2 separate regions of the Mus musculus genome follow, and region 1 is linked to region 2. A link is a loop called in an ENCODE intact Hi-C map of the cell type or tissue named here. Cell type or tissue: left cerebral cortex. All regions are shown on one strand. Each heading gives the region's core, and the rest is flanking DNA. Links, peaks and the distances in the headings are about the cores only. Region 1 overlaps Sfxn5 (sideroflexin 5). Region 2 overlaps Sfxn5 (sideroflexin 5).

Region 1 (6,498 bases), core at 2,428-4,927, 62 kb before region 2:
ATAGGAGTCTGTGAGCTGCCTGGTGTGGTGCTGGGAACCAAACTTAGGTTCCTGCTGAGCAGCCCCTGCTCTTAACTGCTGAGCCCTCTGCAGCCCCTTACTGTGATTAAATGACTCCTTTTAAAATACTGTTAATTTATTGTTGTTATTATTTTTATAGCTTAATCTTATTTTCAGAGACCATGACCTCTGTAATTATGTCATTTAAAACATATTGTGCCTGGGCTTTTTGTGGTGGTGGTGGCATAACTGTTATCAGTTATGTGTGGGATCATCTGCATAGTATAGAAAATTCAGAGTAATCGTGGCTTAGACAATGGTATTTCTCTTGAATGTCAAAGAAGCTTGGATGTGGTCAGAGCTGCCCAAGGCCATCAGGAACCCGGCATTCTGCTGTCACCATTCATTCTGCTATCACTGTTCATTCTGCTGTCACCGTTCATTGTCAGTGATTGTTTCTATTGTCCATGTCACCTCGAAGCTCACATGATAGCTGCTGGAACGATCATATCATATGCACATTTCAGAGAGGAGAAAGAGGGAAGAATGAAATATCTCCCAATGGAGTCATCTATTTCCGCGGATCTTCTTGGGAGTCCCATATAACAGTGGCATTTCATGGGGAATTAAGCTATTATATAGTTGACTCTCAATCATACAGATTTTTATGAATGAGAAAGAAGGGTAGAATAGTTAATAGGTAGGCATATCAGGGTCTACCAGAGTCATTTTTATGTTTGCGCATGTGTCTCAGTGTGTGTGCATATGAGTGTGTATGTGTAGGTCAGAAGACAACCTCAAGTGTTGTTCTTGGGTGTAATTCCTCTCGTTTTTTGACATGGGGCCCCCACTGGCTGGGCACTCACCAAGCAGGCTAGGCTGGCTAGTGAGCTCCAAGAATCCTCTTGTTTCCAATCCCCCTGTGCTGAGACAAGCATGTGTCTTTTTTAAAAGTGGGTTCTGGTGGGCTTGAACCCAGGCCCTCATGCTTATAAGGCAAGCACCGCACTGACTGAGCCATCTCTTCAGCTCTGACATAATAATTTTATAAACGTTTACGTTGATAGATCATTTGGCAATATTATCAAACCAGAGACCTGGGCATCTGAGCTGGCCACTCACAGGTGGATACAGGCTCAGGACCCACTGAGTGCCTAGATAGATTGTTAGCCAAGTCAGTGACTGCTCTCCCGGAACAAATCAACAAAACAAAGGTCCCGATTTATAAGTTAACAAGTCAGCCTCGCTCTGTTTCGTTGTGGTGATTTTGTATGTTTTGAGACAGGGTTTAACCGCAGAGTGCTACTGAGGTGCCCCGCTCACACCCCAGACAAACCCAGTGTTTCAGGAAACTGTGGCCCTGTCGGTGTCCAGGCTTTGGATGCTGATCTCCTTTGCTGTGAGCTGGGCACTGTGAAAGCAGATGTGTTGAGTGGCCTCAGAGCCCGTGACCAAGGGTCTCTGAGTTAGCACACAGTGTGGAGACGGCACACCTCAGAGCAGCAGCGTGGTCTCCCCACGGAAGCAGAACAGGCAGCATGCTGAGACATGATTTCCCAGTAGACAGCTCAGCAGCTGACCTGCTTCTGAGTCCCAGAGAGCCGTGTCCCAAGATTCAGAGCAGTGGGTCAGAGGTGAGTCTCCACTTGAGCCTGAGGATATGGCAAAACCAAAGCCATCCATCCCTGTGCTCAGACATGGCAAGCAACGCGACAGTTTACAGGTCCCACCCTTGACTCCGGCCACCACCAGATTAAAACCTCACCTTATATGGAAGGAGCATGACTGTTCCCCAGCATTTGCAGCCTGGCTCCCTTCAGCCACAGGAGCTCCTCTAAGGTCCTGCTGTTGCCTGACAAACATCCCTGAACATTCCTTTGTTACTGGTCCTAAAGGGGCTGGAAGGTTCCAGTCCACACCTTCATGAAGCCCCTGGTCAGAGTGAGTAAGAAATATACTCGAGTAGAAGCCACTGAAAACGCTTACCGAAATAGAAACGAGGGTGCCAGCGAATGTGCTAGGAACTGGGCCCCTGAGTGATGAAGGGAAGGGGCGAGGAAGGCTGGCAGGTGCCTCAGCTGAGAAGTTTGTAGATTGTCACATCCAAGCAGCCTCCTGCCTACACGAGCATCCCTGCTCGACCCCATGCCCTCCTGCTTACCCTGAGCGTAACCTCACTCTTACCCCAGGGCTCGGAGGGACGAGCTGGTTCTCTCACAGGCACGGGTGCCAGTTTAGTCAGCAGATTTCACAGATCCACTGGCACCCGTGTCGGGGCTTATTTTAAGCTTAACATTTAAAGATGGGAACTTTCCCCCACTTTCGTGTGTGGCAAAAAGATCCCAATTTGTACAGAAGCGCGGATGCTAAGCCAGGGTGTCCAGGCCACTTCTGCGGCTGCTGTGGCCCAGTCTCCATCCTTTCAGGGTCCTCTAAGAAGCCCCCACCATGGGGGTGCTTCCTCCAGTCAATTCCTCTTTCCTCAGCTTCCCACTGTCATGTGGCACACTGTCCTTCCCATGAGCCCATAGTAGAAGGGGCAGGACTTTCTACCCTGGGGTCTGTTCAACTCTTCCTCCTGTGCCCTGCCAGCCTCACGTGCCAGGAGCTCAGCGCCTCGTGGTCTGTGCTTCCTGGGTTCATTTGTATCTCCCTTCTCATCTCTGCACTTCCGTCCAGTCTGGAGGTTTCAAATCTCAGAAGGATGAAGGACGCAGACCATGAGCCCCAAGTCAGTGGGTCTGATGCCCTGTTTATTTGTTTGTTTGTTTGAAAAAAGCCTGGTCTAAGCTCACTAAGTAACTGAGGACCTGTGAACTTCTGATTCTGCTGCTCCATCTCCCAAGTGCTTGGATTTCCGGTGTGCATTGACACACAGGGTTCATGCAATGCTGCACATGGAACCCAGAGCTTTGTGCGTGCCACACAAGCACTATAGCAACTAAGCTACCTTCCTGGCCACAGAGTCTAACTTTCTTGTGACAGTATAGGCTTGGCTTACATACACAGTCTCAGCTTTCTCTTATTGCTCTGGATGCCCCCATGAGTATAGAAACCCCAAGACTCAGAAGGTATTCTTGAGGTCACCGAATCGCTACTGTAATGGAGAGGTGAGGGTTTACTTTCTATCAGGTTTGAGGGTTTGTCCGTGTCCCAGGGCTTTACAGACATGCTGAGTCCTTCTTAACACAAGCCACTTTCTCCTGTCTCCTAATCCTCATTCCAGCTCATCGCTGCCCACCTCCAGAGCCACAAATAACGATCATTTTGGCCCCATCCATATCATGAGAGAGGTGTCAGTCCAGTTAAAGCCAGACGCCACTAACCAGGGTTAGTCTTGACAAAAGCCACTTCTGGAGACGCCTGCAGCCTTTAAACCCACAGGTCAGGTCATAAGACCTTTGGGGAATCAAATGACCCTTCACAGGGGTCACCTAAGTGCATCAGAAAACAGATATTTACATTACGATTCAGAACAGTAGCACAATTACAGCAGTTAGGAAGTAGCAGTGAAAATAATTTTATGGTTGGGGGTCACTGCAACCCGAGGAAGTGTATGGAAGGGTGCGACATTAGGAAGGCTGAGAGCCACTGCTTTATACAGTAGTGACACCGACACACCAAAGTGTTGCTTTTCAGATCCTTGGCCATATGAATCAGAAGGTGGAGGCAAAGCACAAGGAAAAAAAACCTAGCGAATTGTTGGGTGCCCCAGCTATGGCAGGTCTGTGAGAGGCACCGTTGAGGATGTGGGGTGGCATGGGGGTGGTAAGGAAGGGAAGGTATCAAAAGTCAGGTTCTCCCCTGTGAGGGTTGCTAATGCCCTCTGGCTGTTGAGGGCGGTTCTTGGGAGCCAGACTGTCAACCTGGAGCCAGCTGAGGTGATGTAAGGAGATGGAGAGGGTGATGGGAACCTGCAAAGGAACTGAACCTCGACCTGATTGGAGAGCCCAGTAATGGGGTGGGCGCTGAGGATAGTTATTCCTATCGTTTTCTCCTCAATTGGGATAATTTGGTGGTACCCTGTGGTGAAGCTCAAAAATGTTTCACCCCCCCGCCAATAGGTAGATCTTGTGTGTGGGGGGGGATGGGGGTGGGGGGGACATGCATGTGCTGGTGTGTACTCATGCGTTTGGAGGCCAGAGGTCAACATCAGCTGTCTTCCTTGTTTCACTCTGAGACAGTGTCTCTCCCTGAACCTGGAGCTCACCAGTTGTCTAGACTGGCTGGCCAATGGGCCCCAGACTCCTCCTGTCTCCTCCTCAACGATGGGATGACACACCCAAGCTGATGCATCCAACATTTTTTAGTGCTGGGGTTGGGGGTGTGTGTGTCAAACTCAGGTCCTTATGCTTGCCCCCCCCCTAGATTTGTTTATTCCTATTTCATGTGTTTTTTCCTGCATGCATATGCATGCACTGCCTATAGAAGTCCTAAGATGGCGTCAGATCCCTTATAACTGGAGTTACAGGCAGTTGTGAGCCACCATGTAAGTTCTGGGAACTGAAGGCAGGTCTTCTGAAAGAACAAGTGTGCTTAACCACTGAGACATCTCTCCAGCCCCCTACACACACACACACACACACACACACACACACACATGCATATGTGTGTGTATTTATGTATGTATTATGTATGTATTATGTATGTATATGTTGTGAGCACTATACAAAGTCCTCATCTGAGAGTGCTGTGGGAAGGAGCAAGGCTTAGGGGCTGCCCAGGTGGCTCTGAGGCCAGTTCTTGGTGCCTTGCTTGGCCTGTGCTCTCCTCCACCCCTGACTTCAGCAGCTCAGGTGACACTCTCAGCCAGAAACCTGGGATGTTCAAGGTGTTGTTTTCCCAGGTTAGGGCTTGTTTGGGCTCAGGAGATGGCTCACTGGCTAACAGCCAGTGCTGGCGGCTTGTCCAGGGAACCTGAGTTCAGTTCCCATCACCCACACCGGTCAGCTCACAACTGCCTTGAACTCAATCTCCAGGGGATCCAAAGCCTGTATATCTGGCCTCTGTGGGCACCTGCACTATTGTGCACATACCCACACACATGTACATAAATACAAATGCAAATAAGTCTTAAAAAAATAACTTGTCAGCCTGCCGGTGGTGGTGCATGACTTTAATCCCAGCACTTGGGAGGCAGAAGGCAGGTGGATCTCTCTAAGTTTGAGGCCAGCTTGGTCTATAGTGTTGAGTTCCAAAATAGCTAGGGCTACACAGAGAAACCCTATCTTGAAAAAGCAAACCAAACCAAACCAAATAAAAACAACCAACCAAACAAACAAACAAACAAAAAAACAAAACCCAGAAAAATGTAACTTTCTACAGCAGTTAGGACACCTAAGGAAATGACAAAGGTGTGAGGTCTCCTGTGAACCATCTTCCAGGTAGAAGCTACTGTACAGAATACATTCTCTACTCAGTCCTTAGAGTAGCACAAATAATCCCTCTTGAGCCCCGGAGCCCAGGTGGTGGGGTGCTGAGCAGGGTTGCTTGGGAGCCAAGGGCATGAGTGAAGATGGAGATGCAGGGGGTACTCACCGCAGTACCAGCATCAACATAGCTCTGCACACAATGTCCCTAGAGCCTTTTGTGAAGGCTGCAGCGGTGTCATGGCCCAGACACCAACACTCCTTCATATTCTTAGGGAATCTTACTTAGCTGGGGTCAACCTCTGGAGGAACTTCTGATCCTCATTGTATAGATCTATAGTTTGCTGAGTCTGGCTGACCCCTGCTCCTCCCAGCCCCCAGAGGCTTATACATGCATATGCACACACATGAACACATACACAAACACATGCATGCTCACACAAAGATTTATATTTGTAAGGAAGGTGCAGGCTGTGAGGCTCAAAGAAAGGGCTTGTGTGTGTGTGAGTGTGTGTGTGTGTGTGTGTGTGTGTGTGTGTGTATGTGTGTGTGTACACAGACAAGACTGAGAGAAACCAGACTAGAGGAGGGACGATACCACTACCTGACATCCAGGAACATGTGCCAGACACTGAGCCAGATTCTGTCTGTGCCACTCTGGGAGATGTGGCCCCTAAGAGATGCCAGGGTAGTTCTTTATTTAACAGGTGAAGGCAGGGGGAGGAACTCAAAGAACTTAGCCTGGGTCAGTCTTGGCCCCAGAGTCTGATGATCACTAGGTCCACAGCAGGACACACAAGGGGAAGTACAGAGAGACGTGCAGCAAGGACAGCCACCAGAGGGCTGGAGCTGCAGAGGGGACTCCAGCCACTGCATGAACTATAAATGCAAAGATGGGATGTGTGATTTGGCCAAGGTCCTGCGGTGCGGGAGGGTGGGGGTGGGAAGCAAGCCTGGCTGTTGGCTCCCATTTCCTCCACTTCCATTTCCCTGGTCCCCATGCATTCTGGGCACCTTCCACCATGTGTGGCCGTGCCTGCCGCGCTTCCCTCTTAGAAGAGGTGTGATCCACTGGCATCAGCCGGGTGGACTGGCTCCCTCTCTCCATCTCTTCCTTCCCTTCCCCTGC
Region 2 (6,498 bases), core at 2,795-5,294:
GGAGCTCTCAATCCTCCTGCCTCTGCCTCCCAAGTGTTGGGAGGATAGGCAAGAGCCACTATGCGTAGCTGGAGGGTGACCATCACTAAGAAGGTAGTGGGAGTCTGTCATCAGTACCCCAGGCCTATCCCAGGTGCTCAGGTGTCCAGGCCTCAGCTGCTCCTGTACCCTGTTTACCCTGGGCCTTCAAAGACTCTCAGACCAATCTCAAAGATGGGCCTTGATCTGTAGTTGCAGTGTGTATATGAGCAGGACCCAAGGCTGTCTTAGTCTTTGTTATAAAAGTAGGATGTGGCTGTTCAGTGGACCAGCCAGGCTTTGGGAACCTATGTCAAGTGCCACCTGCCTGCCTCAGAGAGGCCCAGACCCCTGGGCAGGCGCGGAAGTGGCTTTAGGCTGTGTCATAGGGTCAGGCTGAATGTCCCACCCCTCTGCCCTTCTCTTTGAAAAGGAGGTGGAAAAGCCTGTCCCAGCAGAGAGAGGCAGGAGGAGGGAGTGCTTTGTAGTAGGGAAAAGCCCAGGAGAGTGGGGCACGGCTGGGGGATCCAGTTTCCTGTTTATGTCTCTGCACCTTAGCTCCCTGGTTCAAATATGTAAACTATCCACTGGGCCTGGCTGCAGGTGTGTGTGTATGTGTGTGTGTGCTCCCAGGCTGGAAGGCAGAGGTGCCCCCAGTGCATTCCTGACTCCTGGCCCCCACCCCAACACAGTGTGTCTGGCTACAAAGGCAAATAACTCAAGGTTAACCCTTCGCAGGCCATGAAGGGAAGCTGTAGGGAACTGGGGGTCGTGGAGCTGCTAACTGGGCCTTGAGGTATTTAAGAGGAGACACTAGATATGTTGCTCTGCATAAGGGGGTGTCTCCTGAGAGGGGCTTCATGGCTTGAGCTTGGTCTTCAGGATGGAGATGAGATTGGGTAAATCAGTTCCAGAGGGGTGGTAGTGCTTATTTCAGAGCAGGCTGGACATGTTCATGCTATCAGCAGTTCTGGAGCAAGTGGTACCGTCCAGCAGGCTCTGACCAATACCTTCAGCATCCTCTGTGGTCACTGCCGCTCCAGCTCTCTTCTTCCAGATTCCTTTGATGGACCGTGCCTTCCTGCCCTCATCTTGGACAGATGAGGTGACCTGCAATAGGTTTACTTGGTACGGATAAGAGGAAGAAATGGTGGCCCCGTTGACACAGGCATCACTCAGGTCCTTGTCCTGGCCTCTCCCAGTTGAGCCCAATAGTGAGGGCCCTCAGTGATCTCCTCACACAGGAGACCTGAGGATCACAGATCATTGGCCCCACGAGGGGTTCTCACAGGTGGCTAACCGCCATGCCTCAGCATGAAGAGGTTGCACTCAAGGTCAGCACTGAGTTGAGTCTGGGAAGTTTGGGTTCTCCACAAGCTAGCTGCCAGGAGCAGCTAAAGCTCTCGTCGGGACCACCATGAGACATCACTTGGTACCCAGAGCTTTGAGATGTCTGGTACCCTATGTCAATGTTCAGCTGCTCCTGCTGGCTGCCTTCGTGGGCTCATTCCCTTCCCCGCCCCTCGAATGTGCCTGTTCCCCTCCATCTGCTCTTCCGGGCAAGCTCCCCCACTCTGGAGGCGCTGGCTGTGCGTACACATCCAGCTCCCTCCTGCCCAGAGCCCAGAACCCTGGGCCCATCTGCCTCTCAGGCCAGTCTACCCAGGAGACCCACGGGCACTCCAGCTTTGGCATGGCCAACCCACCCCCGTTCCCGTACTCCTTGCCTCGGAGGATGGTATCACCACCACCACCCCAGCTCATGAGCTAGAATTAGGAGTCATCCGCCGCCCAGTCATCCTCGACACCTCCCTCTCACCCCCACATGCAATTGGTCATCAACTCTGTGGATGTCATCTTCAGAAAGGCTCCTTGGCACGCTCTTCTCCTGCCCCCATGGGCAACATCAGAAGGCAGGACCTAAGAACTTTCTGGCTCCAACAGCTGCTCCTCTGGGAGGCTTTCCTGCCTCCTTGCTCCCCCTCCCCCCACCTCCACTCTGCCATGGTCAGAAGGACCTTTCTGAAACCTGGGTGTGCCCACGCTCCTGCTCACCTAATGGCTCCCTGATTCTCTCAGATAATGGCTGACATCTCCAGGCAGCCAATGGCATGCCTATCCTGCCCGCACCTTAGTATCCTTCCATGTGTCCCCGGTGACCACCGAATCTCTTCCTTTCCACAGCACATGCTGACTGACTGACCTGATACTTTCTTCCTCTTCATCCAGCAATTATTGTCTGCCTTCTCTGATCCAAATCTTCCATTCTCTCCCTGGCCCACCTCCTCTGAGAAGTCTCCCTTCCTTGTTCCTTCATCAGTACATGGTAACCCCTAGGCCCTCCCCAGTTTCCATGGTACTTTGCTTGTCTCTCAGGAATCCATCTGCTTTCACTTTCTGACTCCTCCCCTAGACTTCCAGCTTCTCAAGGGCAGTGAGCTGGCCCTGTCCATCACTGCTCGCCCAGCCTGAGTGTGTGGTGTTGGCTCACGTGAACATAAACACACACTGAATCAAAATGAACAGGAATGGTGGCTCTCTCTGTCCCCAAGACCCTAACCTAGGATGCCTGGGCCACCTCCCCCAGGAGACTTCCACTGTCTGCATCCCCTTACACCACACTGTGTTTCTATTCTACCTGCTACCCTCAGCTCAGTGGGGGCCCAGAGCAGCCTGGGTGCCATGAAGGAGTGGCCTCCGTCTTGTGGGGATGCTGGGTTCTATGGGGAGTGGGCCCTGCAGGCCACGGCCCTGGGCCTTGGTCCTCCACCTCGGTGGTGAGCAGCCTCTAGGATTTTAATGCAGGCCTCAGTGCTTCAGTGAAAGCTGCATGGGGAGCTGCTAATAATGGCACTAAAATAAAATATGCTACATCTGTTATGGGTAGCAGAACAAAATTAGCTGCTCACACCTCTGACATCCAAGATGTCTTAACTTAAAATACTCCTTGGCTTACTTTACATCATTTACTGATTATATTTAAAAGAAATACAATTTTGCAATTACTGTTCTTTCCAGTGTGGTATCTATGCATCGTTTTCCTTTTATGTTTATATATTTCTCCTTCATTAGTGCAGTCTGAAGGGTGATTAGGATTCTTCAAACATTTTACAGAGGTTAAACGTTGATTAAGATTTAATTATTACTGTAAATAGCTTGGAATGACATATGGTGCAAAAGCCTGACATATGTGCATTTGAATAAATGAAGTGCTATTTCCCAGGATGCCTCGGTAGCTGTTTAACAGCTTTCCCGAAGGGTTATGTTACACCTCATGGTAAGATTGCTGGGATGTTATATTTTGTTGGTTTTTGCAGCTGAAAGCTAAGAACAGTTTTCCAGTTTTTTAAAAACATTGAATATTTTAAATACCTAAATTGTTTTGCACAAATTTTTGCTAATTTGTCTAACTAGGTTAAACATTTTCAAAAGCATTTAGATTTTTAAGCGTGGGCGCTGTGCATTGTGTCAGTGGCAGCATGGGGACGAGGGGAGCCGTGGGGTGGCGGGGACTCAGGGGAGAGGGCTGGGGCAGGAGAAGGCAGTTTTAGGAGAGGGGTCCTGGGTCCTGAGCGTAGCTCTTTTCTCTTTGGCTGGCTCAAGTAGCCAGAGTGTTAGGGTATCGAGGAGGGCTTTTCCAGGATCTCTTCTGTGCCCACCAGCTCTAACCCTTACCCAACTCCCCCTTGCCTGACCTTGACCTACATATCCTGGTTTGACTGAGCTCCCTGAAGTTTCCCTAGTCTATGCCACACTCTGGCCACAAACTAAGACTTCCGTGGGTTCATATATAGCGTGTACCTAGGATCAGGTTCAGCTGAGCTGCAGCACAAAGGCCTGGTAGTTCTGGGATCTTGCCTGGGGCACATGACAAGCTAGTGGGTGGGGTCCCTCCCTAAGAGTGTCCCCCTCTCATTGGCCCAATCGGAGCCAAAGGCCAACATCTGGGTTGTGTGGTTTAGGGAAGGATCTATTTTCTAGGTGCTTGCTACCCATTTTCTTTCTACCCATTAATTCAACCACAGAGTCTCTAGCGCTGTTCTAGGCCACAAGGACTCAGAATGAACAAGATCTACAGGTCTCCTGGTTGGGAGAGGGGCGCTTGTGATCTGACATGAAAAGGTAGAGGGTGTGTGAGCAGCCAGTCCCCCAACACTGTGATATCACTTGGTTATAAGAAATGCAGGGGTCTTGGGCCAGAAAGGTTGTCCTACTCAGCCTAGGTAAGCTTTGGTCTATAGCTTGGCCTATAAAGCTGACGAAAGACAGAAAAATACGGTGGGGGTGGGAATGAGGGTAGGAGGATGCCTCTAACAGACAGAACAGCCCAGGCAGACCAGAGATGAGACAGGGAACAGTCAGGTTTGTATGATGAACCCAAAGAAGTACATATGTCCTGTGTCTTCAAGATAATAGGGAGTGTAGCAGTGGGAACTGAGGGCATGGGTGCAGGCTGCTGAACCATTTTTTTTTTATAGTGAGGGTGGGGGGTGACCAGACCTGAGATTCAGAAGACAGTGGGATGAAGTGGATAACCAAGGGATAGGAAGGGAAGGGATGGGGAGGGGAGGGGAGGAAGAGAAGAGGGACCAGGGTCTTTGGTCATTCAGCCATTAGATAAAGGTGTTATTGCCCACAACGTGGAGCTGGGCTGGGGCATAGGCTCAGTTCTGTTTCAGAATGCTTGAGTTTATGTACCCATGAAGTATCTATCATCTTTGACTAGCCAGCAGTCAGCTGTTGGCCTAAGGCTCAGGGGAGAACCACAGCTGGACACATCAGAGACATGACAGGCACCAGGAGTCCAACCAGACCAAGCCTCAAGTACTCCAAGAAGCAGCCAGTAGGTGGTGTGAAATGAGGGTAACTGACCTTGGAAAGAGAGGTTTTGTAAAGCCAGATTTGCTGTGGGCTGAAGCCAGTGGGAGGTGGACAGGTGGATTTGACCAGAATGGACAATTTAAAGAAGCATAGTTGCTGGGGAGAAGCAATACCGGGCCATAGGCAAGCCCGACAAGGTAAGAAGGAGTTTCCTCAGATGCAAGGTTCTTGTGGCATGTGTAGGACTCCATGGACAGCAAAGTTGGGAGAGAAGAAGGAGAGGACAGAGGCAGAGGAAGGAGGAGAGAGGTGGGTGTCTGCCTTCCAAGGGGAAGGGACGGACACTGAAGGAGGCAGGAGGGAGGGGCAGGGTGTGGCAGGCTATGGGTTTGATCTGAGAGCAGTTCCCCACTAGTGCCACTGAAGTAAGAAGGCCCAGCAGCTCAGGAGTGGGAAGCCAAGCTGAGCGACTGAAGTGACCCCAAAGACTGAATGTGGCCTCTGTAGAGGACAAGAGATGAACTTGACCAGGCAGTGTCTGGAGGAAGCTCTTGCCACCTGCTCCAAGGACTGGGAGGATCTTTGGGAGGTAGTCAAGTGGAAGGGTAGGTGTGTGGGCAGGGACCCCTAAAGCTGGGCTACCAATCAGAGCTAGAAGGACCCTTGAGGCTGGGAAAGAGCTGAAGTAATGGTCCCTGAGACCTGAGTTGGTGTGTGTGTGTGTGTGTGTGTGTGTGTGTGTGTGTGTGTGTGTGTGTGACAGAGTATCTGAGACCTGCAGTATTATTGGTCCAGGAGAGCAGAGAATGGGGTACTGCCAGGGAAAAGGCTTAAGGAGGACTAGACAATGGGTCCTCAAATGTGCCTGCAGTAAGAGGAACTAGGGTATTTCCAATGAGGGAAACCCAGAATGTAGACAAGAAAGAGGCTAATCGTGAGCTGATAGAAGAGAAAGCACGCATATCTCTTGCTAGGACATAGAGGTACCGGCTAGGGGACATGCAGAGGAAAAGAACTGTAGGTACCAGGTCAGGCCTTAGAGCCACTGCCCTGGCACTCCCCAGCTCTGCACTCTTCTCTTTCTCTCCTCAGATTGAAACCTCCCAATTGGAGCCTGAGATAGCCCGGGCTACCAGCAGCCGGACAGTGGTGTACAATAAGGGGCTGTGAGTGAAGACCAGCCGGCCTGGGCACACAGCACTATCCAGGCCGGGCGTTCGGGGTGGGGAGAGAAGTCTCTTGAGCTGTCTCTGCAAGGAGGGGCTGCCTGGAAAGCAGCCAACCTCCGTCAGTAGGGAGACTAACCATTCACATTTTAACATAGGGGAGAGGAATTCTGACACATTTCCTACACAAAAAGAATCAAGTGCATCTCTGGGCCTTACATGGGGTCAGCTAAACTCCACTCAGCACAATTTCGTGTGAGCTAAAGAACTGTAGAGTGCTTCTGGGGTAGAAGTAGTATCCTTTTATATGTTCTTTTTTTTTTTTTTTTCGGTTTGTTTTAATTTTTTTTTTATTAGAAGCAAGTCTGAGCCTTGGTTGCAGCTGACCAAAAGTAGCAGGACAGGTGGCGGGAGCCAGAGGAGCATGGGAACTGGTTTGCATTGATGGGAGGGGAGTATAATGGTTAGGCCTGGTGGGCCCCTCGGGTTAGAG

The links. Peaks named below come from ENCODE experiments on the same cell type or tissue, not always from the same donor. Only the 100,000 strongest peaks of a DNase experiment are listed, where the experiment ranks them.
Region 1: it touches region 2 in a loop (8-fold over the local background); 3 of 42 quality-filtered maps call a loop at or near these places.

What each region holds. Positions count from the first base shown.
Region 1 is chr6:85,276,764-85,283,261 of GRCm38, reverse strand. All of the region lies in intron 6 of Sfxn5 (sideroflexin 5), which reads left to right. Among named protein-coding and RNA genes, the nearest start is that of Sfxn5, 53 kb to the left of the region's middle. In left cerebral cortex, for the core only: no CTCF peak of the experiment used is centred there; DNase peaks (open chromatin) are centred at 2,686, 2,849 and 3,697; H3K27ac peaks cover 1,729 bases.
Region 2 is chr6:85,215,180-85,221,677 of GRCm38, reverse strand. It overlaps Sfxn5 (sideroflexin 5), which reads left to right. Exons shown (of 14, transcript NM_178639.4): 14 at 5,932-6,498. The coding sequence ends at 6,009. Among named protein-coding and RNA genes, the nearest start is that of Emx1, 30 kb to the right of the region's middle. In left cerebral cortex, for the core only: no CTCF peak of the experiment used is centred there; DNase peaks (open chromatin) are centred at 2,893, 3,215 and 4,289; H3K27ac peaks cover 1,127 bases.